Regions from separate parts of the Mus musculus genome. Here all the other regions are linked to region 3. Evidence: chromatin loops called from intact Hi-C (ENCODE). Cell type or tissue: heart. All regions are shown on one strand.

The links. Hi-C counts contacts between places; a loop is a spot of excess contacts. Peaks named below come from ENCODE experiments on the same cell type or tissue, not always from the same donor. Only the 100,000 strongest peaks of a DNase experiment are listed, where the experiment ranks them.
Region 1: a loop joins it to region 3, with 2.6 times the contacts of the local background. A loop is called at or near these places in 13 of 42 quality-filtered maps.
Region 2: a loop joins it to region 3, with 6 times the contacts of the local background. A loop is called at or near these places in 26 of 42 quality-filtered maps.

The regions. Positions count from the first base shown.
Region 1 is chr2:110,207,472-110,215,471 of GRCm38, reverse strand. It overlaps the pseudogene Gm13937. Among named protein-coding and RNA genes, the nearest start is that of Gm22997, 6.5 kb to the left of the region's middle. In heart, a CTCF peak has its summit at 4,584; DNase peaks (open chromatin) are centred at 4,561 and 4,701.
Region 2 is chr2:109,913,142-109,921,141 of GRCm38, reverse strand. Lgr4 (leucine-rich repeat-containing G protein-coupled receptor 4) reads right to left here and starts at 3,495. Exons shown (of 18, transcript NM_172671.2): 1 at 2,837-3,495. The coding sequence starts at 3,021. Platr8 (pluripotency associated transcript 8) reads left to right here and starts at 7,823. Exons shown (of 5, transcript NR_033473.1): 1 at 7,823-8,000. In heart, a CTCF peak has its summit at 3,530; DNase peaks (open chromatin) are centred at 2,226 and 3,551; H3K4me3 peaks cover 3,987 bases; H3K27ac peaks cover 3,765 bases.
Region 3 is chr2:110,013,038-110,021,037 of GRCm38, reverse strand. It overlaps Lgr4 (leucine-rich repeat-containing G protein-coupled receptor 4), which reads right to left. Exons shown (of 18, transcript NM_172671.2): 18 at 6,781-8,000. Ccdc34 (coiled-coil domain containing 34) reads right to left here and starts at 3,221. Exons shown (of 6, transcript NM_026613.4): 1 at 2,824-3,221. The coding sequence starts at 3,170. In heart, a CTCF peak has its summit at 3,279; a DNase peak (open chromatin) is centred at 3,247; H3K4me3 peaks cover 2,241 bases; H3K27ac peaks cover 1,278 bases.

The DNA of each region.
Region 1 (8,000 bases), 190 kb before region 3:
CTCCCACACATGCTGTAAACTTCTTGAAAACAATAAACTTGGCAGGCACGGTTGACACTCAATGAATACCCACCCTTTATGAAATGTTAAGTGAGCATCTCCCGTGCACAGCACCTGAATAACCTCATGTTACTTTGAATGGCAAAACTGTAAGAACGTTTTCTCACAGATGAGTAAACTGGGACACAAGACAGGAGGAGCTAGTTAGTCATAGAACCAAGCCTGACATTCCTTGGGGTCTCCAGGTAACAGTAATGTTATCTGATATACATTCAGGATTTACTAACCAGAGGCCCTGGACAGTCTCGTTAGGATACCCATTTTGTAAAGAGGTGGTGCAGCTGAGATGCAAAGCCAGGACACTGCAGAGTTTACACCATCCATCTCATTGTGACAGACACTAGTATACGGTGTCCAAATATTTAGTGACACTATTTGTTATTAGTGGATCAGTTCTTGAGTTGTATTTGCAAGCTGATCCAAAACAAACAGCTCAGTTTGTTGGATATTAACGTGAACAAAAACAGAATTGCAGTCAATACCGTTGAATCACTACAATGCAAGTTATGTGAATCCAAAGCAACCCCCTTACTTCCATAGACCTGCCTCTTTACTAGTTTAAAAAAACAAAAGAGGTGAAATACTTTAAAATACTTAAGATACTTTGATTGTGTCTCTCACTTCATCTCAAAGCAATTAACAAGTATATCAAGTGGGAGAAATCACCTTTGCCAAATATTGAATGTGGGATGTAACTTAAACTCCAGTGTTTGCTCTACAAAATTCAAATAATGTTTGGCAAAGTGAAGGGCTCTTGATCCTCCACCTAAAAGCAGAGGTTCTCAGATCGCGACTATCAACTTTTTTTTTCTTTCCCTCTATTGACAATATTTGCATTAGCGGGGAGAGGGAAGCCCAGACTTGTGTTGAGAGTTTGACTGTTGGAGAAAAGTACACACCTGGAGGGGAATGGTGTTTAACAAGACACAAGGCATCAGTCTCTGCCTGACTCCTTCCAAGCTGGGCCTCCCCCATCATCGCTTTGTTCCAACACTAGAACAGAGGCTCATGTGGAAACTTGCTTAAGTCAAATACTATCACAAAGCTCCAGCCCAGCTCTGCTGGAAGGAAAACAAGATTCTTGCCAGATAAATGTTGGAGCCAGAGGTACTGGAAGAGCTGGAAATTCACACCAGGGCTCCATGGAGTGACCATCCTCCAGCACTGGCCCAAAATTGTCCTCTATTCCTGAGGTAGAAGGGGTGCTGAAACTATTCTTACCTGCCCAAACCTTCTGAGACTCACTTTTCTAATAAGCAGTGGTCCATTCATTCTTCACTTGGCATCACAGGAAGGGAAGAGTTTCGAGGTAATTCTAAGCTGCAGCTCCAAAACTCTAAAACTATTCCAACCATCAAATGTTGCCAGTGTTCACCCTTGCATTTAGAACCAGAAACATTTGCATAAAAGGTTTAACAATCTAAAGGTTAAGATCCCTCCACCATAAAATTAGAGTAATTATGCCCCCACTTAAGGATTCAGCAAGATAACACCTGGCACACACCACATGCTTAATAAAAAGGAATGCTTATTATTCTGTTCACAAGGGTCACCTAAGGCCATCTCTGTTAGATCTTCTAAAACCAATCAAATGCTTAGAGAAAATTCATTGTTTTCTAGAAGGTTTTTTATTGGTTTAGAACAATTCTCCACATGATTTTGAGAGGTGAAGGCTGTAACATAGCATGCTTCCCTCGCACTTAGGAAACCTTGCATTTGATCCCCATAGAACATAATCTGGACACCAATGCCCATTCCTGTAATGCCAGCACTTGTGATACGGAGGCAAGAAAATCAGAGGTTCAAAATCATCTTCAGCTGTACAGTGATTTTGAGTGAAATCAGCCTACTATCTATGCCTAATGTGAGAAACTCAGCAGTATCTTATAAGATATGTGTATACAAATACATACATAACATCTAATTTAACAAATTGTGACTAGTAATCACATTAAAATTGCACAAATACTACCATTGAAGTTCATATAGCTAGACTTGAAATTAAACATCTTGTTTGCTGGTTTCAATACAGGTTTGTTTTTTTTTTTTCCATACAAAGAGTTTTCAAAGGGCTGGAAAGTTGGCTCAGTAGTTAAGAGCACTTGCTGCTCTTCCAGAGGACCCAGGTTCAGTCCTCAGCACCCAGGTGGCAGCTCAGAACCATCTGCCACTCCAGTTCCAGGGGTTTCAAAACTCCCTTCTGCCTATACAGGCAATGAGTACATTCGATGTGCGTGAACTCACTGGAGCACACACACATACATATACACAAAAATAAATAGTTTTCCAACAGTTCAAATCATCAAAACCCTTCTTTTTTATTAGATGTTTTCTTTATTTACATTGCAAAATTTTTCACCTTTCCTTATTTCCCCTCTGAAACCCCCCTCCCCCCTCCCCTACTCACTAACCCACCCACTCCCGCTTCCCTATCCTGACATTCCCCTACACTGGGGCATTGAGCCTTCACAAGACCAAGGGCTTCTCCTCTCATTGATGTCCCACAAGGTCATCCTCTGCTACATATGTCACTGGAGATATGGGTCCCTCCATGTGTACCCTTTGGTTGGTAGTTTAAGTCCCTGAGAGCTCTGGGGGTACTGGTTGGTTCATATTGTTTTTTCCTCCTATGGGGCTACAAATCCTTTAAGCTCCTTGGGTTCTTTCTCTAGCTCCTCCATTGGAGACCCTGTGCTTTGTCCAATGGGTGGCTCTAAGCATCCACTTCTCTATTTGTCAGGCACTGGCAGAGCCTCTCAGGAGACAGCTATATCAAGCTCCTGTCAGTAAGCACTTGTTGGCATTCACAATAGTGTCTGGGTTTGGTAACTGTATATGGGATGGATCCCCAGGTGGGACAGTCACTGTATGTATGACCTTTCCTTCAGTTTCTGCCCCAAACTTTGTCTCTGTATTTCCTCCAATGGGTATTTTGATCCCCCTTGTAAGAAGGATGGAAGTATCCACACTGTAGTCTTCTTTCTTCTTGAGCTTCATGTGGTCTGTGGATTGTATCTTGGGATTCCGAACTTCTGGGAAACCCCTTCTTTAAAAGGCATAATCTATTTAGTTTGTTGGTTGTGGCAGTCCAGGATTGGTTACAATCATGTGCTACCATGCCTGTCAAATAAACAATAGCACATAAAATGGCAAAGCACTCTTGCTACTAATAAGAGTTGGGAGCAGGAAAACCTGAAGATCCTCTTCCCACTCTACTTCCAACAGCTGCAGATACATCTCCTCCCAAACTCCCACACCGGTTACTACCAGATCTGCTGCATACAAGTGCCATTGTCTGAGATTTACCAAGGATGAGATCTCAAGAGAGCACTAAGAAAGCAGAAGGGGGAGTTGAATCCTCTGGAACTGGAGTTCCTTCTCCCATCTTTCCTGATCTTTATTTCCCACTAACTTTTTGGCCCTGTTACCAGTTACCATTTTCTGCCTCATATACCCTGCTAACCTTATTAGCTACAGACTTTGTTATAAGCTGTGTCTCTTGGATCTGCTTCTGGATTCCTGTGCGCTGTTGTCTATAGAGGCAGGAAGCTTCCAACCCCTCTTGATGCTATGAAAACCTCTACCATCCCTTCCACAACACCCTTTGTGATTACTCAAATTTCTGGACCACTGTTCATGTCACATTTTCTTTGGTATCAGATCACTTCGTTAAAGGTACCTGTGTTTCTGTACCTTTAACGTCTCCACACAGCTAGGAATGTAATCCAGGAGGAATATCCATATCATATTTCCATATGCATGCCTGAGCAAGCTATTCTTTGCCTATGTACAGAACTGAGCTTGTCAGAGAGATTAAGAGTCGAGCACTGTTGTATAATTTTAAAATCAAGTTAGTCTTTGATCTTGTCAGCATTCATCCTAGACCTCTGCTGAGGTTTACTAGGTACTCAGAGATCTAATTAATTTCCCAATTTGCTTCTATTCAATTCTATTCCCATTAAGGATTCAGTAAGGAGAATTGAGTAGTAGAATAGAGCCAACTCCTCCCTAGTTCCTGAACATAAGCCCATGAAAGCCACCTCTCCATTGTTCTTCTTTGTGCCTGGCCCTCTCTTGGCTCCAGCTGATCACAGCTTGCTCACCCTACCATGGTCCCCTAATAAACTAGAACATATGAAATAAGCCTGTGATCTCTAGGCCTTGAGCCCAGAATTTTCCCCCTGTTCTCTTCCAGATAAATTCCACTGTCCTTCGAGGCCTGCAATAAATCTCTTCCCCACCTGAAGCTTCCATTATCCCTGTTGGAAAGCATTCTCTGGCCGCTGGCTCTCGGGGATCTTACTTTTTCCCTCAGTTATGGCGCTTACTTCATTCTGCCTCATGTTCCAAGAAGTTGTTTACCAGAACAGTCTTTCCCATGAGGCCAGAAGCAAATCAAAAGCAGGGAGCCTACTACATTCATTTCTGCTTCTGCTCCTCCTAGCCCCCCTCTATCCAGTGCTTTGCGTACTACAGTCCACAGACTGTTGAACTGTTCAATGAACCCACTGTTAGAGCCTCCAGGAGCGCTGGACATCTTGAGCGCCTTCTGAGGCATGAATGGTAACTACTTTGCCAAGAGCAGGAAGGAACTCATCCAAGCAACACCATATTTGGCCTGCCTGTGAGACCATTTGTTTTCCTGTTTTCCACTCATTCTTAATTACAATCGAGCTGCCTCATGCATTTCCTCTTTCTGCTACTGGAACACACTATCAGTTAGCTCTCTGTGTCAATTCAGTATTGATGTAGGAAGCTCCAGTCAGTAAGTTTCCTCCTTGTTTCCAGACATACTGAAGGAGTCCAACACCCAAGGCCAGCAGTCAGATTTCATTAGAGTTCCTGCCTCTCCCAGATGGCCTGGGCTGGGTTGAGAGGAAAAAGCTGGATAGAGACTGAAGACTGCACTCAAGCTTTGACCCTGCCACCTGCTTTTTATAACTCAGTTTCTTTATCTGTGAAATACGACAAGTAAGCCCTTGGTTAAAGGATAGACGGGAGTGGTTTTTGTAGACTCTGGATATAAAGCAAGCAATGTGCTGGGTCATGTACTGAAGTAGTTTTTCTACTGACTCTGTACCAGGAATAAGAGTGGCACGGCCCAGTTTGGATGATAAATCCTATCAAATAATAACTGGGGAAAGGTGCTGGAGCCACTGTCGCTGAGCCACGCTGCTTCTGCTCGCCCGTCACCCCCCCCCCCCCCCATCGTGCACTAGCGGTCTCAAAAGATTCAAAGTCCAAGATGGTGGCAACCCTCAAGGACCAGCTGATTGTGAATCTTCTTAAGGAAGAACAGGTCCTCCAGAACAAGATTACAGTTGTTGAGGGTTGGTACTGTTGGCATGGCTTGTGCCATCAGTATCTTAACGAAGGACTTGGCAGATGAGCTTGCCCTTGTTGACGTCATGGAAACCAAAGGGAGAGATGATGGATCTCCAGCATGGCAGCCTCTTCCTTAAAATACCAAAAATTATCTCCAGCAAAGACTATTGTGTAGTTGAAAACTCCAAGCTGGTCATCACAGCGGGGGCCATCAGCAAGAGGGAGAGAGCTGACTTAATCTGGTACAGAGAAACGTGAACATCTTCAAGTTCATCATTCCGAACAATGTGAAGTACAGTCCACACTGCAAGCTACTGGTTGTCTCAAATCCAGTGGATATCTTGACCTTTGTGGCTCGGAAAATCGGTGGCTTTCCCAAAAGCTGACTTATTGGAAGTGGTTGCAGTCTGGATTCAGCTCGGTTCTGTTACTTGATGGGAGAAAGGCTGAGGGTTCACCTGCTGAGCTGTCACGGCTGGGTCCTGGGAGAACATGGCGACTCTAGTGTGCCTGTGTGGAGTGGTGTGAACATTGCCGGCATCTCTCTAAAGTCTCTGAACCCAGAATTGGGCATTGATGCAGATAAGGAACAGTGGAAGGATGTTCATAAGCAGGTCGTTGACAGTGTGTATGAGGTGATTAAGCTGAAAGGTTACACATCCTGGACCATTGGCCTCTCTGTGGCAGACTTGGCCGAGAGCATAATGAAGAACCTTAGGCGGGTACATCCCATTTCCACCATGATTAAGGGTCTCTATGGAATCAATGATGATGTCTTCCTCAGTGTCCCATTGTATCCTGGGACAAAATAGAATCTCGGACGTTGTGAAGGTGACACTGACTCCCGAGGAAGAAGCCCGCCTGAAGAAGAGTGAAGACGCCCTCTGGGGAATCCAGAAGGAGCTGCAGTTCTAAAGTCTTCCCAGTGCCCAGGCTGCAGCAGGGTTTCTAGGGAGACCACACCCTTCTCGTCTGAGCTGTGGTTAGTACGATGGTGTTGAGGCGGTGTGGGGAAACATCTCAGTTCCCACAGCTCTGCCCTGCTGTCAAGTGGTGCTTGTCTAGTGTCTGGTTAGTGTGACAGTCCCACTATCTCCAAGACACACTGCCAACTGTGCAGGCTTCAATTACCCTGTGAGCCTGCTGCATTGCTGCCCTGCACACCCTCACCAAACGTGCCTAGGCCAATGAGTTCCCAGTTAGTCATAACCTGGCTCCAGTGTGTACATCCATTATGCATATCTTGTGCATAAATGTTCTACAGGATATTTTATGTATTATATGTGTCTGTAGTGTGCATTGCAATATTATGTGAAATGTAAGATCTGCATATGAATGATAGAACCAACCACTCAAGTGTCATGCCAATGATAACACCAAACTAACCTTGAACAGTGAAAAAAAAATAACTGGGTAAAAAGGGATCCGTCATTATCTCATCATCGGCTCATCATAGACAAACTGGCTCAGTGATTGGCAGTTACAGTCTCAGTATAGCTACAATTTTCTTCCCATTCATCTCCAAGACTCTTATGATGAAGTTGGCTTTAAGAATAGAGATTCCAGGAAAATTGGTCCTGCTTCTCATACCACTAAAGAGACTGTCATGTTGCTATTGGCTCCCTAACCAAGAGCACTCTGCATAATTCACTTAAGAAGACACCAATGTACCCAGCATTTCTTCACTTGCCTATACAAGCAGGGCAGCCAGGTTTATAGTATCCTATCATTCTTTATTAAGGAATAAATTCTGGGTATGTTGCTCAGCCTGAACAAGCCTCTAAGACACAGAATGGCTACAAGTTATGCTTTCAAGATCACAACATTAAGGCACTGTCTTGACTAGAGGCAATACAAGCTACAACCTAGAAATGTAGGGAAGGTTGACTGGTGGACTATAAGACATTCACCATTCACAAGGATAACCATAGCCTTTGATAACCATTGTCTTTGCTAACTCCGTAGAACTTAATCAAGTTTAAAGCTCCTCTGGTTGCCAGTATCCAAGGATTTGAACACATCGGTCCCAAATTTCCAGCAAGTCACGTCTCACATAGAGTGTCTCTGAGAAGGCGAACTAAAATCATAACCACATCCTCTAAAATCCTATGTATTTCTTGATTTGTAAAATGCCAAATAAACATGATCAAAGGGTGCAGAAGCAGAGACCTGATCCCATGGAAATGCCAAAAAGAGCAGAGGTTGTCCTGTGTTCTAACAAGTCCTACCTCATAGCCGATTCTGATCTTGGAAAGACTCAAAATGGAAAGTAGGAAATGGGTTTGGCCCTTAGAGTTTTGCACTCTAGAAAAAGAAAAAAAAATCATCAACAAGCTGTGTAACTGGCCGTTGCTTCCCCTCTAACCCTGACTTTCCTCATCTACAGAGTGATAGGGAAGAAGGGCCTGGCTCTCTCAGTACTCCGGCCTGTTGGCCATGAAGGCACAAAGTTTTCAAGGTTTTGCTATTTCCATTCATAGGAGGACACACACACACACACACACACACACACACACACACACACACCTGAGTCTGGTGGTATAGGCTTGTACTCCCAGATGTTCAGGAGGCAGAAGCAGAAGATTCATAAATTCAAGGCCTCCACAGGTTACAGA
Region 2 (8,000 bases), 100 kb after region 3:
TAGACCCATATACATTGTGGCACAGAATTCAAAATAGTTATTCCAAAACACAATCACTCATAGTGCTATGACTACAGAAGCCTCGTGAAAGATACTGGGGATTACATCTGCTTCTGTCCCCCCAAGTCTGATAAGGTAGCAATCAGCAGGAAATAGAGAGTTTGGCTGAACAAGTTTAAACCAGCCTAAGGTAGGAACAGCAGGAGTGTTCTCTCTGGGCCTTCTCAATTCTGGACAAAAGGCTAAATGGGAAGATGCCAAGTTTAGCAACCCCCCTGGGCTTGGTGTCTAGATCGGAAGCTCTTTAGAGTAGTCTTGTGAGAGTATGTATTAGTGTGCTCCTATGAGCTTATTCACCCCAGAAGTTGTAAGTTTCCCCATTGTACCAGGCTCTATGCTCTGAGTCAAATAAAATCCCTGTTCTCTGTTGACCCTATGGTCTCCAAGGTGAACTATGCACACATCTCAGTGGCTGGAGAAAGTCCCATCACTGGACGAATCATTGAGCAATGAGAAAGAACTCTGAACACTATGGTCTCATCTTAAAGCTTCTGTTTTTGCTTCTGTAATCTCACCAATGGTGAAATGCAGAAATTAGGACATAACCAAGGGCCTAGAGACTTGTGGACTCGATCTCCGAGTAAACCGTGGCTCACGAACGCTGCAATGGTTCCTCAGAATGGAATAAATCCCTTGGGGATTCTAAGTTCCACTGTGACAGCAAATAGTGCAGGCCTGAGCCCTTGCCCCTCCTCAGACAAAGCTCTATAGAGAGCCACTGGTTCCCTCATGTTACAGGAAAACATACGGTCCTTGAAACCCCTTAAAGATAGAGTGGTCATATATAAAACATCCTTCTGAAGGGGAGATCAGGGTATCCGGGGAAAATGAGGTCTCAGAATGTGACCTCACTCTGCCTATTGATCACAAAGAGATCGGCTCACATTTGACCACCACCAAAGTCCAGGAAAATGTTATCTACCCATTCCACAAGCTATGGGTAGTAACTCCCCTAAGGCTGGACCTTGAAGATAGGGTGTTTCATGGTCTCCAGTGAGATCTACAGGTTGTGTGATGCTCTCTTTCTTAGAGAAGCTTGTTCCCATAAAAACGTGACATTAGGTACCGCATCAAACAGGCCCTTTGCCTTATGGGGCAAGACTATTCGTTAGTCTTTACAAATCTTTACAAATAAACTAAACAGTGAAATCCTAACTTTTTAACTAATAATATAACTCATCTGAAAAGACCTTGGTTAGCACACTCCTCAAACTCTAATACTCTTAAAAATAATAATAATAACCATAATTCTATGTGGTTCTGGTAAAGTCAGTTCTCTTTCTGCCTGAATTCTCTATTTCCAAAGAGTTTCAAGAAACAGGAAAACCCTAGCTCCTCACCTGCCAGCCCTGCTCAGATTTAATAGACCTCTATGAGCAAATCGCTTCACATGGTTTGGTGAAAAGTCAAATATCATTTCGAAAGAAAGGGTCTTTCCAGGCATCAACAACACCTAAGACTGGGCCAAAATCTGAGACTAGGGTGCAAAGCCAAGGGTCTCAGTTCTCCACATCCCCAACCTGAGAGGGCCAGCCGAATGCCTCGGCACCACCCACCTGGAAATACAGTGATGCCCCAGCTTGCCTAAAAGGGAGTTTTCCCTTCACACGATCTGTTATTCCTTTAAAGCTACGCCTAAGAGGTCTCTTTTGATAGCTTGAAGGTAAAAAGGAAGTTTCCTTTGCCAGAGGGCCTCTCGGGGCCCCTTCCTCTCTAGCAGGTCTTTGACTGCTCCTGATTTAATCATGCAATAGGCCACACAACACGAGAAGGCTGAAAGGGCCATACAAGCTGCCCTCCGCTCAATTACCCCATTCTTTTTCTACGGGTGGCATTTGCCAACATCACCTCCAACACCTATTTCAGATTCCCCCTCTTCCCTGAGATGCTAAAGGCTCTCTGGGTCTCTGGGGAAGGAGGTGGGGAGGGTCAGAACCATCTATGCTACTCTTCCTGACCACAGGCAGCTCACACGAAAGGCTCTGCTGAAGGTACAGGCGGAAAACGGTTGCCCACCTTACAGACTGCACTGATCACATGCTCTAGAACTTTCTCTCCCAACATTCTCTACCTCAGGTCAGCATTCCTTCTTTTAAATGCCTTATTCACTAAGGATCCCCGCCCAGGGTAGGCCGAATCCTTCTCCTCCTCCCTGGGCTCTGCTCGTGGTAATGAGTCCCGAGTGGATCTGAGCTAAGGTGTCACACTGCACAGGCAGGACGGGGCCAAACTGGAAAGCGATTCCCCTTCTTAGGTACAGGTGTTTCTTCACTCCGCCTGCGGGAACCCTGGGGGTATTCAGGTGCTTCCCCATGGAACGTGCCTGGTCGGCAAACGCAGGCCAAGTTCTAGGCGCCCTCATCCGTGGCCAAAGTTTTGCCAGCCGAACAGGGGGCCGCATGGGGGAAGAGGTCACGTGAAAGGCTGCCAAGGGCAAGCGTTTCCAGCATCCTCCCTCCTGGCCCTAAATGCACTTGCGATTTGAGGTGGGGGGTGGGGGGTAGGAGGTAGTAATTGCACCCCCCCCCCCAAAAAAAAGCTGCAAAAAGAAAAAGCTCCTAGAGGTTCAGATTCAAAGTGGCTAAGTCTGGAGAGGCCAGCATACGGGAAAGGGGGCCAATCCCCCTGACCCTCCAACACACACACACACACACACACACACACAGGTGATTCGTGCACCCCCAGGGCGCTGGGGTTGGGGGCTGGGGTCGAGCCCTGGCTCCGCCCCGCAGCGCCCGCGGGTCCCTCAACCCGCAGCCCGGTCGCCCGCACTCACAGTGCTTGGGTGAAGGCGCTGAGCCCCTCCGGTACCGCCGTCAACCCCTTCCCGGAGCAGTCCACCCGACGGTCGCCGTCGCAGCTGCAGGGCGCAGCGCAGAGAGGTGGCGCCGCGCCGCTGGGCCCGGCCGAGCCGAGCAGCCCCAGGGCGAAGAAGCAGAGCAGCCGCAGCGGGCCCGGCATTGCTGCGGCCGCCGCCCGCGCCCGCCTCTCCCGCGGCTCCTCTCGCTCGACTCGCCTCCGCTGCCCTCCGCCGCACCGCGCCGCACCAGGGGCAGCCGGCCTGCGGGGCTCGGGGCCCGGGCGCCGTCCCTCGGCGGTCCGCGTGCGCTCGCTTCCTTCAGCAGTCTGCCGCCGGAGCGTTAGGACGCGGCGCTCCGCAGTTTCTCCCTTCCCGCTGCTCCATGGACGCGCACCGGCAGCCCCGCGGCTCAGGCCAGCCGACCCGGCCCAGAGCGGCTGCCCGGGCCGCGCGCTGCCATCGCCGCCGCCTCCTGTCCCGGGCCTCCTCCAGCCGCACAGCTCCTCAAGGTTGCGGAGCGCAGCCTCCAGCCATGCCGGCCAGGCGTCCCAACCCCCGCCCCAGCTCTCACAAACACCCTGGTTGTCCGCGCTCTCCCCGAGGCGGCTCCCGCTCCGCGCGTCCTTTTCCCTTCTAGGGTTGCACGCTCGCCTCGGGAGCCCCTGGCCGCCGGGTTATGCAAATCATTTAGGTACATGCAAAACTAACCCCGCTCCGGGAGCGCTATTGGTCAGGGGAGGTCTCGAGCTCATTACTATGCAGGCAGTGGAGCCATTATTGGTCAAGAGGAATGGGGCGTGTTTCTCTGGAATGAGTGACAAGGTTGTGCTGCTGCTGCTGGGGCTGGTAGTGGAGGTTCAAGTAAAAGCCCTGACTTGGCTGGATCTGCATGTCAGGTTGTGTATTGAAGGTAGACAGATCGGAAGACCAGGAGTCTGCTGTTTCCCTCCCCCACCCAGTTTTTTTCTCCCCTCCGCAGAAATTGGATCTCCTAAATTGGATGACCTGAAAAGTAAAACTCGCCTCCAGCTTTCAGACGTGTCAAATGACTCTTCGCTGTTCTTAAGGGCAAGGGCACTGAGAGCTTTGCAAACAGAGGAAAGAAATGGGGGTGGGGGTGGGGGTCGAAAAGGAGGGAGAAACATTTCTTTCTATCTGATCCAAATTTTTGAGTTCAACCGTGCACTAAATTAAAACAGCGTGACCCCTCCTGTATCTCACATCACCTCTGAGATCTTAGTACCCTTTTTCATTCACACTTGGGAGCTAAATTAGCGGTTAATCATCCATGACACCAATCAGACTTCTTTCTCCCTAAACACAAGGATGTTGAGGAGTCCAGCCAAGGAGGTGCCGGTTAACCAGCACTGGAAGAGAACATTTGAGTGCCAGCTGACTGCCCCTGAGACACCAGAAACAACTTGTGTGTTAACTATCAGCATCCCTTCCTTTTTCCCACATAATGTTTATAGAAAAAAAAAAATCAGCATTCTCAGTGCCTCTTTTCTTGCTTTCTCCTAGGCCTTTGGTTGTTTTTACTCTAGATTGTACACATTTTTAATGAACCCATTACATTAGAGCAAGAAGAGCATTAAAATATCTATACTGTATAAAGTTAACTAGCCACCTCATGCAAATAAAAAAAAAAGAAAATGTAAATAAATTAACGAAAAGCTAGCCGATTTCCTAAATAAAAAAAAAAAAATCTACCATCTCTACATTAAAGAATATGCTAAATAATAATAAAGTCAGGTTGAATCCATATACTCTAAAGTTATGCTAATGGATAAATAAATACAGACAAGTTTTAAGAAAGATGAATTTCCTCACTATAAGGTTGAAAGAGAACTTTAAAAAGAAAGACCAGTGGCGCTCAGACTTTATAGACAAGGCCTCAGAATCTCTTGGATACCATGTTCTTCTGCCCTCTGCCCAAGATCATCTCACTCCTGGTCTAGTTAGTATTTCAGAAGCCTCCGCAACTTGTTTTTTGTTTTTGTTTTTCCATTTCTATTACTTTTCAGCCAATTTCATGAGTAAATAAAGTGAGGAAAAAGTCTAATTCTAATTGATACTTAAAGTCTTTTTTTTTTTTTTTTTTTTTTTTTTTTTGGTTTTTTGAGACAGGGTTTCTCTGTATAGCCCTGGCTGTCCTGGCACTCACTTTCTAGACCATGCTGGCCTCGAACTCAGAAATTTGCCTGCCTCTGCCTCTCAAGTGCTAGGATTAAAGGCGTGTGCCACCATGCCCAGCTAAAATCTTCTTTCTTAAAAAACACAACTCCTTCTAAGGTATACTTTTTGTTATATTAAGGTAACTATACACTTCATGGATGCTTTTATTTCTGACAAATATTTATGTTGACAGAGTTTTGCTATGTAATCTAGACTGAACTCAACTCACCATCCTCCTGCCTCAGCTTCATGAATGCTGGAATAATAGTATGAATCACCATGTCCAGACTCATTTCCATGTTTCTCTCTCTCTCTCTCTCTCTCTCTCTCTCTCTCTCTCTCTCTCTCTCTCTTCAGTAAAGAAGCTCTCCTCAGTAAAGAAGTATTTCGAAGTGGCTGGAGAGATAGCTCAGTAGCTCAGAGCACTGGCTGCTCTTGCAGAAGATATCGATTCTGTTTCTAGCACGTTCATGGTGTCTCACAACTATCTGTGACTCCAAGACCAGGGCATCTGACATTCTCCCGGTCTCCATGAGCATCAAGCATGCATGTGTATATATGGTAAACACATAAACATGCAGGCAAAACACGTATGTACATCAAGTGTTTCCAAATTTTGGTAGTTATAAGAATCACATGTACAGTATAATTAAAAAAGCACAGATCTCTGTGAGTTTGAAGACAGCCAGGGCTTGTTACACAGAGAAATTTGGTCTTGAAAAAAACAAAACAGCAACAACAACAAAACAGAAAAGAAAAAGGTTCATATCCCTAACCCTAATCGTAGAGTTACTCATCAGTGAACGTCCCTGAGAATGAATCTATCTATTATATTAGTTTTTATCTCTGTGACAAGTTGTCCTGTTAGAACATAAAACCACAATGAAATGAAGAAACAACATCCAGCGCACTGTCCCAAATGACAACCACTCTCACCTAAGCTCAGGGAAGATATCAAGGATAACTCAAGTTCAACCTTCACCCTTGGCAAAGAGCAAGGAAAAAAAAAATCCAACATATTAGTCTGCTGAAGGAAGCTGCTTCTCTTAGCCCCACAGATGGGTACATTTGCGGCACCGCAGGGAGGTAAGGGCTGCAGCCTGAGAAGTGGCTGTGTTGGTACAAACTGTAACTCTAGAGCTATAGAAGCTGGAGATGGAGAACCACAAAGTCAATTCCAGCATGGGCTACACAGGGAGACTGTTTTAAAAGGAAAGGGAAGGTAAAAGTGTGACCCAGTTGTTGTGCCCTTTGTGAGGCACTGGAAGTGAAGGAAGCTCCCATCTGGGCATGCTCACTTTGGTGCCTTTGTGCAAAGGGCACTGGGCTGATGGGTAGAGAAGCTGGACTTTGGCCACAATGCCCCACCACCCTGACACTCTTATAAAAAGGACCTGAACAGTGTATATATATATATATAGATGTCCTACATACTAGGTAAAATCCAAGGTTAAAACCACATTAAAACTGGAACAGTAGGGGCTCAACAATTATACAGAGTTTCACTTTTTCTGAAATATCTCTGATTTCACAAGCGTGAATTTACAGCCAGCCACTTGTGAAATAAAATGCTACAAATATGGTTGAATTTCTCTTTGTCTTTCTCCCCCATTCTTTATTTCTTCCATTCCCTGCAAAGTAAGCATTTTGTAAAGGTCATAGTTAATTCCCATGCCTAGCTACACGGCTTCATTGTGTCCCTAAACAATGTACTAAGTATTGCTTAGAAAAGTATCATTCAAGACTTTTCTGCAACTTGCTTTGTTTTGCACTCAACTTATGAGTTTTCCCTCATGTTTGGGACGTTAATGGCTATTCTTAATTAATCTTCATTGTTACATTATGTTCTATTGAAATAATTTTCCCCAAGGGATTGAGAATTTAACTCAGTGTTAAAGTACAAGTTTGCAGTAAACATCAGTAGAGTTCCTGCTAAGGTCCAATAATAAGAAAGTATTTTAGGTGTTTTTTTTTTTTTTAAGGTATCTCTATCACAATTCTTCAACTTCATTATCGCACCTCAAAAGTAATCATATGAAACGCATAAACAAACAGTTCTTGCTGTGTTTATTCCAATAAGATTTTCTTCGTGTTTATGTGTATGGGTCTGATTGCTTGTTTGTTGTTCATGTTTTGTTTTGGTTTTTTGGAGGTCCTGGAACTCACTTTGTAGACAGGCTGTCCTCGAACTCAGAAATCCGCCTGTCTCTGCCTCCTGAGTGTTGGGATTAAAGGCGTGTGCCACCAACGCCCCGGCTGCTTTGTTTGTTTTTGAGTCAGAGTCTATGTAGTACTGGCTGTCTCAGAGCTCACAACCATGTTGGCTTCAAATTCACAGAGCTCCTCCCGTCCCTGCCTTCCTTCCCTGTGCCACCATACCCAACTGCTTTCCCTTTTTGATATACAAAGTAGTGGGTTTTACCATGATGTTTTCACGCCTATAACTCATTGCACTTGTTCCTGTTCAGCATTACCCCACTGCCCGACACCCTGTCCCTAGCTTCCCCGCGCCCTCCTGCTGCTCCCCTTTCTCCCTCAGAAGCTCCCTTCAGATTTCCTGTCCCGCGCATTTATCTCGTCCTTTCCTGCCTTTTACTGTCCACTCTCACTTAAGAGCTCTTCCTTCCTTTTCACTGTATGCTTTCTACTTCCAGTGGCCCCACCCCACTTTAAATCTGTAGTTTACATTTGAGAGGACCCTGGGGAATTGGTCTTTCTGAGTCTGGCTTCTTTTGCTTAACAATGATTTCCAGTTCCTGTAAATGCTGCGGTTTCCGCTAGGACTGAATAAAATACCATTTTCTCTATCCCCTCAGCTGTTGAATGGTTTCTGGTTTTGTTTGTTTGTTTGTTTGTTTGTTTTCATTTGTTGGTTTTTGTTTTTGTTTCTGCTATTGTGAAGCCCTAGGCATGAAGTGCAAATATTCCTGTGGTATGCTGACTTCCTCCTTCAGGAACGTCTTCC
Region 3 (8,000 bases):
GTTAAGGCAGTTGTGAACATCAGATGTAGATGCTGGGTACTCAAATCATGTCCTCCATAACAGCAGTGTGTGTTCTTAACCACTGAGCCATCTCTACAGCCTCCTCTAAAAACAAACACAAAAAACTATGATGATGATAAATCCAATGTTTATCTTAGATAGCATTCTTCATCTCCCTCACTCCTAAAACCTGGTTTATCATAGACCTTAGTTCTATGTGCTTATACTGTTCCTTCTAGCAAACAATGGCCTCATCAACTGTGTTATGTAATTTTCTCTACTTCATAGATTAAGTTTACTCATTTTCCTGCTATTATTCATTTCTTCACACCATTGTAGAATCTGTACTCTGGAAGGAGAGAGACACTGCTGATATAGTATTTATATACTTCCTTCTTTCTCAGTCTTGCAGAATGACCTTATCTTGTTCTACATGAAATCTCATTACTTCTTCTTGGTCCCACATCAGCAATATAGCTCAGACCTTTATCGTGGGTTCCAGACTTCTTTCCAACCATCCAGCTATTAAAGTTAGTACAAAATAAATCCAATCATTTAAGCACCATCCCAGCCTCCCAATAAAAGTGCATTTCTCTTTCAATCCTTAGTGAAGAGTACCTACACCTAACCAGTCACCAAAACCAGAGACTTCCATTTTCAACTCCGCGTGATCCCACATTTTACATACAAATAGCCACATGTAGTAACATATCTATAGCCTTCTGGTTGTTTTCAAGCCATTCTCTTCTCCAACCTTACAATAAATGGTCTTTTCCCTTTCTTTCAAACCACTCTTAACAGCTGTATGCAGGTTCACCCCTTAAATGAATCCTTGTATCACCTCAAACATTCCTCAGTGAGGCGTTTACCTTCAGCATAAAATCCACACTCCTGAGTTGGTGCCTCCTTTAGCAAACTGATCAGACTTCATGTGTCTGGCTTGGTGAACTGCAGGTTGATGAATGTGTCATGCCTCCATGCTGTCTATAGCTTTGCCCTAAAAGTAAAACTCCTGTCCTCAGTCTCCACAAAACCTGATAAATCTGCATCATTTGTTTCAGATGTAGTCTTAACGAGTCCTTTGAGTAAGGACTGATGTGTGAAAGCAGGCTAAAACTAGGTCCTATCAGCTTACTCAGGCTTTGAATGAGAACCAAGTAGCCCTAGTTCCTCCCTGGCAGGCTCCCTACTGGTTACGGTTTTGGCTCCTGGAAGCTAATGCAAGTCTCAGTGGCTGAGCTGTAGTCTGCTGGCCTTTATTCATCGCGCTGCTAAACTAGGACATACTGTTTGGGTCTTTTGAATATTGACTAGAAGGTATTCACCAAAGCCTTCAAATTTACTTTTAAAATATGTTAAATCCACACTGTCCTAAAAGTGCTTATGAAAAGACTCCTAAAATTCTAGTTCAAAATTCCACCAGGCTAACCAGGGAAGGCCTATTTCTTGCTGCTATTGGCAGTCTGAAAAAGCAGCTTGCTCTCTGTGACTTCCACCCTCACCGACGTGAACTTTCACCTGTCATCCTTACAAAAATGTCCTCCCATGTGAGTGACCTCCTATTTGATTCACTAATTCTTAAATGAGTGCCTTAGACTGAATGGGAGCTATCTTGCTACTTATATAAAAAGCACGGCCTTGCCAGCTGGAATTTCTTAAATCTTCTGTACTATGCCTGACACAGCCTGGCAATCAGAAACTTGTAAATGCTTCCTGAGGCTGCCATAAGGAATATATCCTAAAATGAAGCTGTCTTAGAAAAATTCCTACAGAGACAGGCCCTTTGTTCCAGTTTCCATAGTAAAAAGTATATAATATAAAGAAATGTAAGCCCTAAAGAGATACCTGAGTACTAAGCCCCGGGCTGCCTGTACTAGCTCTACGCCTTTGAGGCAGGCCTTAAAAAAAGATTCTTCGCATCCCCACCTTTTAAAAGGTTTATCTTTATTTATGAGTATATACGCACTGGGTATGAGTTTATGTGCACCAAGTGCAAGCATACAGATGTCAGTAGGAGACAGTGTCAGATTTTCTGGAACTAGAGTTACTGGTGGTTGTGAACCACCCGATGATGAAGGTCCTTGGACTCGAACCTGGGTCCTTTCCAAGAGCAGTTAGCCCTCTTAAGCACTGAGCTCTCTCTAGCCTAAGTAGACTTTCTATATGTATTCTAATATAGTTTTCTTTGTGAAATGATTTGGGCTTTTCTTTCTTGATAATAGAAGTCTTGTATATCTTGTTTATCTCTACCTACACTAATATGTGGCAAAATAGTAAATGTTTGCTGAATGAGTCAACGTAAATAAACATTAAGATGGCATTATTAACTAACCCCCTTGATGAACACTCACTATTCCATTAAATGTTCTCTCTCAGATCAGTTAACCTGTCTCTGCAGAGTATGCATGCACCCTTTGGGCATCTGTACCCAGCTCTTTATATTTAAAGCACCTACTTCCTACAACCCAGCACCAGCTACACATTTTGATGCTAAGTTTATGGGTAAGAGCTCTGGAGTCGACAACCTGGTTTTTGAGGCTTTTAAAGGCTCCTAGCAGCAAGTTTTGTGTGCTTGCGACTGTGTACAGTAAGTTTCTATGGAAACTGAGACAGCAATCGTCTATCTCAGGAAAAAGGAACTAGGAATCATGGGAGATCAGTGACCATTTGTAAGAATTTACCCAGCACCCTAGGATGCAAGTGCTGCACAGCCTTTGAGCTGGAAAACAGGAGGTTATGCGGCTCGGGGTAACAACAAAGCCTTCTGAATGCCATCTCTAAGGAGTCTTGACAAGTGCTGGGAGGGCCGAACCTTGAGTTTACCTGGAGCGCTGCTGGAACTCTATTCCTTCCAAGCTCTCCACCTTGCTCTCGGACTCACGGGCATCTTCGTCCAGGGCCTCTTCATCCTCCCCCTCACTGTCGTCCGCGCCAAACGGAAAGCTCTGGTGGCCAAGGGGAGACAACAGGGACAGGGTGGAGTTGCTGCAGCTCAGAGACGGCGGCGACAAGCACTCGGTCAGCGCCACATCCTCCAGCCCTGGATCCCCGGAATCCACTAAGAGGTCGACGACAAAACTCGAGGAGGGCCGGAAGCCCGGCTTGCAGCGGGCGAGGTAACGGGTGCACGGAGCCGGAGAGGCAGCCCGCCACGGCCCAGCGGCCCGCATCAGGCCCGCCAAGTTCAAACGGCCCGAGCAAGGCCGAAGGCGCGTTCTCCCAGCAGGCTCCGCGCGCGCCGTCCGACCAATCAGCGCCAGCTTTAGGCCGTGTTGTCATAGCGACGCTTGTAGCCCGCAAGGGGCTTTGTCTGGGCTGGAAGAGCTTGGCTTCCTCAGTCCAGGTAGGAAGGTTCCTGACTGACAGCTTCAGCTTGGCGTCTCCCCGAGTCGTCCGCCCATTCCTGATGCTGTCCCGAGTACTGTGTTTGCTGTGGTGTTGAAGGCCATTTGGTGCACGACACTTATCAGTGTCACTAAAGCGGATCCTTTAAAAGGAAAAGGCAGAAGCCTGAAGCCATGGTTATTCCCCCTTCCTCATAAAAGCTCAGGATCACTAAAAAAAAAAAAAAATCTAGCACTCGTGATTGAATTTTTTAGTTCATTTATGTTGTTGTTTTTTTTGTTTTTGTTTGTCTAAGGGAGAGAACTTTATCCTCTGTGGGCATAGTTTCTCACTGTATGGGCAGCATCTGTCAACATAATCAGTTCCCCGACCCCCAGTCGCCAAGGCAGGGTTTCTCTGTATAGCCCTGGCTGTCCTGGAACTCACTATGTAGACCAGGCTTACCTCAAACTTAGAAATCCGCCTGCCTCTGCCTCCCAAGTGCTGGGATTAAAGGCATGAGCCACCGCTGCCCTGCAACACAATCGGTTTTATCAGGTTGTGTTAACTTTCTAGTCTTCCAAAGCATTTGTGTCCACTCTCCAGCGTGTCCATACCAGAGCAGCAAATCATGAGCCAACCTTAAAATCCATCGTTCTTTTTAAAATGAAATTTTGAACTGTGATGCAATAGGCATTTTTCTAGGACTTCTTGGCACTCTCCTTTTAGGGGCCGAGGATCTAACTGAAGCCGGCAAGGAAAAGATGGCAGATACTGAAAGTGAGCTGCTTATTCATGCTCACAAAACTGCATACAAAAACGCAGCTTTTGGCTAATGTACATTACATTAGTGTAAGAATCACAAGTGAAATGAGAGTATCTGTAGAATTTTCATAGCGCAGTTAGATATGTTAGAAATACTAGCAACCAAAAGCGAAGCAAAGTGACTATAAATGACATGCTAGCACTATTTTGTTCTTTTTTTTTTCCAGTAAAAACAATGGCATTGGAAGAAAACTGTACGATGAACTAAGAAACGTGATTTAGTAGGCTTATGGTTGTGACTTACTCCAGTTATTCAGTATTGGCATATCTGGTTAAGATATTTTGTCAGAAAACACCCTTGGTGTCAGTAACTCAGAGACATTGGACTACCTTATACCTTCAAAAAGACAGGAACTTGAAAAATGATCCTCCATTCCCCCAAAAAATAACCTAAAGGTTTTGGGGAAGGGAATGGAGCTGGCTTTGAACCAGTAGTTTTCCTCTTAATATTCTTACATAGGCTATTTAACTGCAATGATCTTAATTTAATCCTCCCCAAAATAATCTACCCTGCTATCATAGTCATTCATTAATCCTCAGCTCCACTCAGGACCTGACATATCTTGAACTCTGTCACTATCCCACATTGAGTTCCCCATCATAAACCTCTCAGTGTAGGAATGTTAAATCATATAGTTTCCTAACCCTCTTCATGTTTTATTAAAGTGTTCTTGATACTCTAGGATCAGTGTGTTCACCAAGAGCATTAAGCCTTAAAGGCTACAAGGCAGTTAAATGGCCTGCTGTGGCTGTTTGAATGTGGTCTGTTTTTACAGTACTATTCATTACTTGGACTGAGACAATAGTCAAGATGGATAGGATTATACAAATGTATACATTAACTCTCCCCTTAAGTTACAGGGTGTGGACCTAACAGTATCCTCTTAATACTCATTTTCAATCTAATAATATGAGGGTTTTTTTTTAATTGGCGTGGAAAATCCCTGCAAGAGTGACTTTTGCTTAAAAAATATTTAACTATATTACAAAACTAATTCCTTTGCCAGTAATCCTTATGGCAATTTTATGACATGGGTTCAAAAATGTCTTCCTGCACATACTTAAGTATTAACATATGAAATATGTCTCAGCTTGCGTCAAAATAACGCAAGAGGCAGAAGGACTGAAGGGGCTTAGTGAATGTGGTGAAGATGAAAGGCTCATTGTGTGCCGTGGACACTTGTGAAAGGTGTAAGTGAGGTAATTACACCGTGCTTTTTGCTATAAAAGTTTCCAACATTCCAAGTTTAACATAAACTCACTACTCTCTCCAGAGCTAAGATGAATGGACTAAGCGGTGGGTTGGGAATGATTCCGTCAGTAAACTGCCTACCTCGAAGCATGAGCAGCCGAGTTCCATTTCCAGCACCTACATAAAATTGCAGTGGGGTGGCACAAGCTCAGGCCAGTCATTCTAGCTAATCAGATGGTCTAGCCTAATCAGTGAGTTTCAGACTAATGAGAGAACCTGTCCCAAATGAGGCAGATAGGCTCCCTGAGGAGGACAAGTTGCCACCTGGCATGAGCACACCTCCATACACCCACTCTCATAAAATAATAAACACAGAGAATTAGCTTCTGGTTTGGTTCGTAAGTGTTTTAAGGATTTACTGAAATTTGCTGTGGTTTATCAATTGTCTTTTCATTTGAGAAATGAGGGTTTTCTTAAGCATCTAGGAAAGTCACTGCATGTAGTATCTTGCAGATTGTTAAATTCTTGCCTTCAGTAAAGATCTAGTGATTACTATTCTCTTAAATATCACAATTTGTTTTTTACTATATAGTTTAGATTTGGGATAAAACTTTACTTCTAAATTTCAGTATAGTGTCCTAGACTTTTATAGATAGCATGAAAATTGTGTTTTCCAGTGGTTATTTTCAACATTTCTTTTAATATTTGGTAGTTACAAATTTTAATTTGACTGTGTGATACTAAGTACACTCAGTAATGCATCGAGCTATAAAATAAGAAATACAAGATTGCTTTATAGAAACTCTTGTTTAAATATCAGACGTCTAGCACAGTTTACCACATACTTTACCTAATATTCTATTGTTGTTTTATTTGGGTTTTTGCTTTGTTTTGTTGGGTGTTTTTGAGACACAATCTCTCTGTAAAGCTCTAGCTGCTCTGAAACTTACTATGTAGACCAGGCTGGAGGTGAACTCAAGAGATCTACCTGTCTCTCCCTACCTCACAACTGCTGGGATTAAAGGAATGAACCACCATACCTGGCCTATTCTCTTTCTTTTCTTTTCTTCTTTCTTCCTCCCTTTCTTTTCTTTCTTTCTTTCTTTCTTTCTTTCTTTCTTTCTTTCTTCTTCCTCCCTTCCTTTCTTTCTCTTCCTTTCTTTCTTTTCTTTCTCTCTCTCTTTCTTTTTTTTTTAAAGATTTATTTATTTCATTTATATGAGTTCAATGCCACTGTCTTTATGTCTTCAAACACCAGAAGAGAGCATCAGATCTTATTACAGATGGTTGTGAGCCACCATATGGTTGCTGGGAATTGAACTCAGGACCTCTAGAAGAGCAAGCAGCCAGTGCTCTTAACCGATGAGCCATCTTTCCAGCCCCCAATCTATTTCTTAAAGGAAAAAAAAAAAACAAAAAAAAAAACAGTTTTCAATAACTTGAATTTTAGGAAGAAAGCCTTTAATTGGGATTTTCTTACCAAGTTATGATTTAATATTTATCAGATGTGTAAATATACAAACATTATATTTATGTTGTAAATAGATGACCTTACAAAATTACAAGCACAGTAAATAAATCCCTCCCACATTTTATACAAACTACGTGATTTTGATATACAAAGATTCTGTTTTTATTCCACTGACAATGTACAACCAAGACTATTTACAAGGCAAGGATAAAAAAAAAATCAAAACCAAGAACATGTATCTAAACCACAATTAACCATTGTGCTACTGGCAGCCACTAGAGTTTAGGAGGTAGCTTTAATTAAACAGTGAACAGAAGCCTCATTGCCCAACTCGTGTTCTAAAAATAATTTACACAAGATAAACTTCATCATATGCACAGTATGTACAGTTTAATCAAACTGCAATCTAGCTTAAGTTTTTGTTCAACCAGTATAACTAAGATGGCAGTGGGTTTGCTACTGACTTAGCACAGTGTTAAGTCTTCCACATCAGAAGCCTATAGGTAAGAGTCAAGTAAATTTAGAAAATGTAAAGACATAGGACAAGGTTTGACTCCCCCACTCCTAGTATGTGTCTCGTTGAACCACAGCACACCGCAGCTGAGCTACTGAATGGTTTTGTTGTTTTTTTAAATTACAGCATGCAAACAATGTATGGAAGTTCTCATACAACAGCTCACTAAAAAATCAATTTAAGTGCTTTGAGTCATTATTATCTTACAATTGCAAAAAAAAAAAAAAAAAAAAAAGACTCAAGTGTGCTTCCTGTATAATCAGAATGATAGATAACTTCAACAAATTTGGAAATGTCAGAGCAGCCAGTGACATTAGGACATTGCCAGTCCAGATGAGGACATTACTTAGAGCCATCAAATCCCTTGGATACTATGAAAAGCTCAGTGGTACTTACTACTCAGTCACCTCTACTTAAACCCACGTGGCAATCAGCCTTTTGCTGTGTCCCTGTGCTCTGTGCTGCGATTGTCAAACACTGAGAGGGGAATCACTGGGATTTCATCAGAGCAATGTGCAATGAACAAAAACAAATGTTCTGCTATTAAAAAAAAAAATCTAACAGCTGTTAACATCCTTCTCAAAACCATCTTCAGGTTTTAGATTTATAAATCATTTGAACAAAACCTTTCAATTTATGGACACAGAAAACATGTGAAGGTAATGCCTGTTTGA